Linked DNA regions of Mus musculus: regions 1 and 3 are each linked to region 2. A link is a loop called in an ENCODE intact Hi-C map of the cell type or tissue named here. Cell type or tissue: heart. All regions are shown on one strand.

The links. Peaks named below come from ENCODE experiments on the same cell type or tissue, not always from the same donor. Only the 100,000 strongest peaks of a DNase experiment are listed, where the experiment ranks them.
Region 1: it touches region 2 in a loop (1.8-fold over the local background); 6 of 42 quality-filtered maps call a loop at or near these places.
Region 3: it touches region 2 in a loop (2.2-fold over the local background); 7 of 42 quality-filtered maps call a loop at or near these places.

The regions. Positions count from the first base shown.
Region 1 is chr5:107,806,140-107,808,639 of GRCm38, forward strand. The region is part of intron 13 of Evi5 (ecotropic viral integration site 5); the gene reads right to left. Among named protein-coding and RNA genes, the nearest start is that of Ube2d2b, 23 kb to the right of the region's middle. In heart, no CTCF peak of the experiment used is centred here; no DNase peak of the experiment used is centred here.
Region 2 is chr5:107,868,178-107,870,677 of GRCm38, forward strand. It overlaps Evi5 (ecotropic viral integration site 5), which reads right to left and starts at 871. Exons shown (of 20, transcript NM_001378824.1): 1 at 614-871. In heart, a CTCF peak has its summit at 1,123; DNase peaks (open chromatin) are centred at 364 and 1,004; H3K4me3 peaks cover 1,476 bases; H3K27ac peaks cover 1,399 bases.
Region 3 is chr5:107,788,379-107,790,878 of GRCm38, forward strand. Evi5 (ecotropic viral integration site 5) reads right to left here. Exons shown (of 20, transcript NM_001378824.1): 17 at 1,984-2,130. Among named protein-coding and RNA genes, the nearest start is that of Ube2d2b, 41 kb to the right of the region's middle. In heart, a CTCF peak has its summit at 1,333 (motif pointing right); no DNase peak of the experiment used is centred here.

The DNA of each region.
Region 1 (2,500 bases), 62 kb before region 2:
TTACTCTCATGAATCTATATATTTAAGGGCAAAACAAATTATTGTTTTAAGACTTAGTGCCTCACATAACACAACCGTTTTAAATTTCTCTAGCTAAGCATGGTGGTGATGGAGCTCACACATGTTCACATGTTCATATGTCTTCAGTTAATTATGAATATATTCCAGTCTTCTTTCAGACACTGCTGAGGGTAGAAAATGAACTGTAACCCAACACATTCTGAGAGGGATGAAAATTGTCATTTTTATTGTGGTGATTATACAACCTCTCTACATTTAAACACATCAAATTTCATACTTAAATTTCACAAATTATGTAAAAAAGAAAGACTTAAAATGGTCTAGCTCTACTTAAATCATTTCTGAAACCAAACAAAAGTGCATTAAATATCACAGATTACAGTTAGCAAAATAGGACTAGAACCTAAAGCTCTTCACAGCATAGGAAGAGCTATGAAGATGGCAGGAGTGGGTGGTAGCAGAAGGAAGCTGTACTAGAAACTCATTACCTCCTGCTGGAGTGTGGGTTGTAAGCACTGACCGTGAGAGGTCAAACATTCATAAACTTGTACTTAAGGGAAGACTATAAACAAATCAGCAATAACTGTACTTACTTCCCATCACTGGCATATCCACTACTTTGAAAAATATTTCTTCTGTCAAAAAATGCAATGGATAAAATTCTGATTCTCTCTCAATTAAAATCTCTCATAATTTTGCTACATATGACATTGGTAAGATAAATGCTTGAATCTTAATTTTGAGGGCAGTATATTTTTAAAATAGTTCACATATAATGTTCTTGAACATACCATGCATATGGGCAGTCTAATATATTACACAGGAGTAAGCAACAAAGCCCTTTGATATCTTCTCAATACACTTAGCCATTTACATTTACTATTTTCATCTTAATTTCTGTCTTGACTAGAAAAGGGTCCACTAAAAAAACTTAAAGAATTATAAAACTGTAGCTATTGCTACAAAATAACATGTTTGTCTTGACATAGCAAATTAACTTTCACTAAGACTCAAAATAGATTTCTAAGAATTCTTATAGAATCATAAACAAGGCCACATTCACAAACCTAAATTTCACTTACTGTTTTCTGTGAGAAACACGTGACTACATTAAAGCCTGGTGCATCTCTCATTTCCTAAGAATGCAATTTCTACTATTTCTACAATAATTTTGCAAGGCATTTTAATATCTTAGATATAAAACTTGAACTTGGAAGTTCACTCGAAGCTATGCTGCTAAATTTCACTTATTCAATATATCCTCATAGCTTTATTTCTATGAGCTACAATTTACTATAATTTAAGAGTTCATCCTCCTTGTGCGGAAAGGGAAATAAACTCTGAAGTAAACATCTGCTTTCTCCTTGGTAAATGTTAGCTGCATAATACAGGTCTATTCAACCTTCAGAGGTAAGTGTGGAGGTTCTTTCTGTTACATTTAGTCAGAAATGCCTAAGCACAGTCTGCTCGTCTTCGTCAGCCCGGGTGACTCTGGCTGTAAACCAGCACTCTGTCCACTTGGCTCACTGTCACGCAGAGGTCAGCATTAGCTGTAGTCTATGCCTCACAGCTTTAATGCATCAGAACTGCAGCTGGTGCTCTTGCAAGCATGAGAGCAGCCTCTCCTTCCAAACAAACAGCTCCCCACTAACAGCTCATTTCCATTTCATTGCTAAGAATTCTATTTTTCTGTTTCAGACCTTGTTATTACCTAAATCTCACATAAAGGCAGAACAAACTACTGCAGTTGTGGTCCTTTTAATATTACTTTAATATACCCATTTTTCTTAACTGCCTTCACTAATAGGAAAAAAACATGTTTATGGCTTTCACTACCCTTTTTCCTTTTAGGCTTTAACTTTTGAATGCAGATAATGATGTTCCTTAGTTTTACTGAGTAAAGTCAATGACTTTGCAGTCATTGTATCTGCTGTTCTGGCTTCTTCAGAACTGTAGGTTTGACAGACTTTCTCTTCCTCCAGTTCCTACTTGAGAACAGAAGCAACAAGTTCCTTATAAAGCTGTTAAGCTTTTTTTCCTTCTAATCCTCACAATCCGTTAAGCTCGATTTACTCTGAATGTGACAATGGGAAATTATGACTCAATTTTATGACACCTGTGCCAACTAGTTTTTTTTGTTGTTGTTTTGTTTTTTGGGTTTTTTTTTGGGGGGGGGGGTTGAGACAGGGTTTCTCTGTATAGCCCTGTCTGTCCTGGAACTCACTTTGTAGACCAGGGTGGCTTCGAACTCAGAAATCTGCCTGCCTTTGCCTCCCGAGTGCTGGGATTAAACGCGTGCGCCACCACACCTGGCTGTCAGCTAGTTTTTATGTCAGCTTAACACAGCTAGAGTCATCTGTGAGGAGGGAACACCAATTGAGAAAATGCCTCAGTAAGATCAGGCTGGAGGCAAGCCGGTAGGCCGTTTCTTAAATAGAGATTGATTTGGAAGGGCCCAGCCCATTTTGGGTGGTGCCAT
Region 2 (2,500 bases):
ACACCAAAAAAAAAAAAAAAAAAAAAAACACCGCGCAAAGATTAAAAACTACCAACAGACCATGTTTCTCTAACTTCAGGAAGCTCTGGAATTCATTCTCTCGGCGGAGAAAGGTTTATTATTCTCCAAAGAAAACCGCTTGTTGCTCTTCAAAATCCCCTCCAGCAGAAACGGGACTGCGAGGGAACCGGTCCAGAACTTTTGCTTCGCTCTTTGGTGAAAAGACCTAAGGTCGGAGTCACCAGCGCAGGCGCCACCACCGCAAGCCAACCCACCGGAAACCCGCGGTTAATCTCAGGCTAGCCCCGTTAGGCGATGGGCAACCGGGTGCACAGGAGCTCCGTGCGCCGTCGCTCTGCACACCTGGCTCGCCCATCACCTGCCGGCAGCCGCCGCAGGCCGAATGGAGACGCCAACTTTCCGAGCAGGGCGCGGCGGACCGCCGTGTCCTCGAGGACGGGCCCCGAGGCCGCCCGGGCCAGGCGAGAGCGGGGAACGCAGGCCCCGGCGGGCTCGCGCCGCAAACTCGGCGGCGGCCCGGGTGGGCGGCGCGGCCCTCGGCGGCGCCCGCGCCCTCCCTCGCCGCAGCCCGGCCTGGCGCGGCGCCCCTCACCTTGGAAACCTGGGGTGGACTCCGCCGTCAACATGAACTTCCCATGCAGCCGGCGGCCGTGCCGCCGCCGCCTCCAAGCGCCTCGGCCCGGCTCGGCCTCCGCGGCCGCGTTCCCCGCGTGACCCGGCGCACGCCTCCTGCTCAGGAACCCGGAGCTGCCCGCGACCCTCCACCGTACCGCCGACGACTCGGGAGAACCCCGCGCAGCCCCACGCCCGCCAGCTCCGCCCGGCTCTGGTCGGGCCGCTTCACGAAAGCCCAGGGCGCAGGCGCGGCGAGGGCCTTAAAGAGCCCCGGCCGGCCTCTACGGCATAATGGGTTCGAGCAGGTTAGGGCCCCGGCCGCGCTGGCGAAGCCGAAGCAGAAGCCGAAGGGATTGGACCGAGAGGAACGGAGGCGGGGAGATCCCTCTCGGTCCTCCGCCCCTCTTCCCAAGCGCCCAGCCCTCGGCCATGCAAACTGCTGACTTCCCAGTCTCTCGAGCCGCCCCTGGCCAGTCAGGGAAGCACAAGACACGCCCCCTCGGAGCCCCCCGGGCGAGCATCCGCGCAGGCCTGGGGCGCGCACAGCGACGCGCAGCTTTGCGAGGGCTGCCCGGAGTCTCACTCCCAAAAACATAATATTAATCAAATGGCACTCGCGGTGGTAAAACAGGTCTTCCACTAATCCTCTAGAATAAACCGTGGGTTTTTTCGGAGTCCGGCAGAGGGTGGGCAATTATCCAACACCAACCAAGAAATTCTTAGAAGGAAATTACTTAGTTTGGGACAAAAACAGCCTATTCATTTGGGTCCTGTCAAAGGAATTGCAGGCAACAAAAAAAAAAAATAATAAAGGCAATATAAATCATTTTTGTTATATACTTGAAAGTGACCAAAAGGATAGTAATTACCATCAAGCAGTCAGAAAAGCTCTAAAATTGTTTACTAATATGATACCACTGGCTTTTACATTTAGATTTGTAAGACCTGTCCAGAAAAAGTTCCACTATCACAAGCACTTCTAGAAAAGACTATTTTTCAACAAGATTAGGATAAGAAATGGGAAGTAAAACCATGTCCTCCACCCAGCTTTGAAATTTTCAAAATAGTCTGAGGCAATTTTTTTTTTTTTTGCATAACTTAGGTCGGGTTATTAATGGCAATGTAACAACTTCATTGTACCAGGCAGTCTTGGCGCATGCCTTTGATCCCTGCACTTGAGTGACAGAAGCAAGCAGATCTCAGAGTTCAGGGCCAACCTGGTCTACAGAGTTTCAGGAGAGCCAAGGCAACACCACCCTGACTCAAAAAACAAACAAAAAACTTCATCATAATTTAATGTATCTACCCCATAGCAAAAGAAAAAAAAGTATAATGTACCTTTCCAATTTATCTGCAAATTCTTTGCTTTTATCTGCTAAAGTTTCCTTGAATCTCTCTCATCTCCTTCATCAGCAACCACCTTAGTTAAAATTACCCTGACCTGCAGATAGTGTAAGGACACTGACCTAGCCTATTTTATCCACATCCCCTCCTACCCTTCTCCAAATCTCAAACCACAAGAAGAATTTTTGTTCAAATACTGTACCATGTGACCTTGTTGCTGTTCAGTATCCCATTCTTTTGGGGAAAAAAAAATTACCCTAACCAAGCCCTCCAGGGCCAGGCACCTTGCCTACCTCTCCAGCTCCCCTCTCTGCTCAGACCATGTTCATCCTCTCCTTTCTCCAGCCACAATGACCCTTTCCTCCCTCACAAGAGTTTTTGCAAACTTCTAATACCTGGGAAGTTTTCCTGGCCTCACCTTCTTACCTGGGCCTTAGTCTCTGGGTCTGAGAAATGCCTCTTGAAAACCCGCCTATGTTAGTCCTGTCAATCCCTTTCCAGGACACTGTAATTATAGGAC
Region 3 (2,500 bases), 80 kb before region 2:
CATTAGCATTACCCAGCAGTGTCTGAGCAGCCTGGTATAAACAACCACAACAAACAGGACAAAAACAACTTAGAAGTGGCCATTTATCAATTCAGATCAGGTTCTGCCTCCAAATGAACCTGTGTAAAATTTAAGAAAAAACTTTTGTGATTCAGGTGTTCGGGATTGTAAAACTGGGAATTATAGGCTTTTACTATTTAAAGTGAGAATATTCAAATTAATTTTGATATTCGAGTAGAGTGAAAATAATGTTAATACAAATACTATCCAGATACTTTATATAAGTGAAAAATGAGCTTTAAAGATTACTCAAAGACAAATCATAAGCCTTAATCACAAAAAACCTTAATGAAAATGAATCTACCTATATAACTAAGGGACTGGCTTCCTTGAAAAGTTACAGTTCTTATGGAATTGTTACACTTTAACAAGGGAAATAAACAGGTTACTGGGTGTCAGAATGACAATTAATACACTAACATTAATTCCAAGATCTGCAAAAGGCAATAGAGAAGGCTGAATCAACTTAGAGCTCGCACACAAGGGTATATCAGAGCTAGTGTCCTCAGTGTACTTCACAAGGCAAAGATGAACAAATAAAAACTAAGAAAAAAATCCTGTATCCATCTGCCGAGTCTCCTTTTCTGAGTCTTTATTCATTACTTAGAAAAATTCAAAACAAGTATCTTCATAACTGAACATTTTTTTTTATTTTGCTAACAGGTGCTAAAACAATATTAAATTCAGAAACACTGTTACCAAAATGTTTAAAGAAAACTGACATCCATATAGAGAAAATTAAATTTAATACTCTGTTAATGATGAATCGGCAAGGGCAATGTGGCATTACGGTCTGCCAGCTACCACTGTGACAAGTCACAGGGACGTAACCTCACTGTGCACTACCTTATTTCTAAATGAATCCAGTTGCAATTTAGAAAGGGTCAATTCTTCAAGTTAGTACAATTCTACTGCTGCCTACAGATTTCTTCAGTCTAAATTCTAACGGCCATGAATATTGATTAGGATGTAATTTCATCTCTGGATTTCAATGACACTGATAAACCACTCAAGCTTCACTCTTGGTTTTAATGACACCAGGACGAGTTGATGGAATTACAGCTTTATATGTGCCACTGAAAGTCTTATTTTTCATAGAATAATAAAGCTTGCATATATGAGACCTACCATCTGCTAAGGAGATTAGTACTTTCTGTTAAAAGTTTCACAACTTCCCTTCAGGAATCCGCACTAGGCCTCAGATGGCATGCATCTCTTTAGTGATTTTCACACACACTTGTGCGTGTGTGTCCGTGCTGTTCTCCACTTGATGGCGCCAGCCAACTGTCCTCATTACCTAAAGCTACTTAAGTTCCTTTCATAAAAAAGGAATTTATTTTAATGCAATTTATTTTGAAAGCTTAACAGAAATTGTGCTCATTTTTCTTAACCCACTTGCGCACATACATTTCTCCTGCTCTCTCTGTTACACAAAAACATTAGTTGTGACTGCCTGCCTGCTAATATGATGAGTCAAGGGAGGAACTTCAACCTCTGCAATTACCTGCATTTTCAGGTGAGCCATTACAAGCTGCATTTTAAAGGGCTAACCCTCAAAAGGCACATCACAAAGGAGCATTAGTTAAGACATTAACTTAATCAAGGTTAAGGTTAAAACTGAGGTTTCCTCCCTGAAACTTACCCTCTGAACAAAATGAGCTAACCTTGTCTGAGAACAACCACTAAAACAAGACCAGGAAAAAAGAAGGAAAATTTACTCTGGGTGTGGCACATGCCTGTGATCCCAGCAATAAGAGACAGAGGTAAAAGAATCAATGGGATTTTGAAGCCAGTTTGGTCTATAAAGCAAAATCCAGGCTAGCCAGGGCTATATATTCAAAGTCTGTTTTCAAAAACAAACAAAACAAAACCACAAAACCCAATCCTGATAAATGTATAAAGCCCTACTGCACTGACACTCACCTTGCATTCAATCTCTGCCTGTCTGCGCTTTGCCTCACTTAACTGGGCAAGCAAGCCCTTGTTCTTCACAGACAGCGAGCACACCTTCTCCTGCAGACTGTTCACCTCTTGCTCCGCTCTTCGAAGTTGGTTACTATTGATCTGGTTCTAGTGAGAAATGCAAATAGACACACTATAGATAAAGGATGGAAATTTTTAATAATTTTTTATCTGTCCATCTTATACTTCAACAGCCTTATAAAAAGTTACTTAAAATGTGTACTAAAATGGAAGAAAGATATACAACAGCTTTTTATATATTACTTATTTAAATTACTTAATTATATTATTATATTAGTATAATTTTAGTATAATAATCCTCCGCCAATTGTGTGGCATATGTAGTTCCTGTAATTGAAAGGATGAGGAAGGATGTTCAGTAAGAGTTTAAGGACAGCCTGGGCTACACAGTGAATCTGAGGACATCCCATTCTATATAGACCTCAAAAAAAAACAAAACAAAACAAAAAAAAACCAA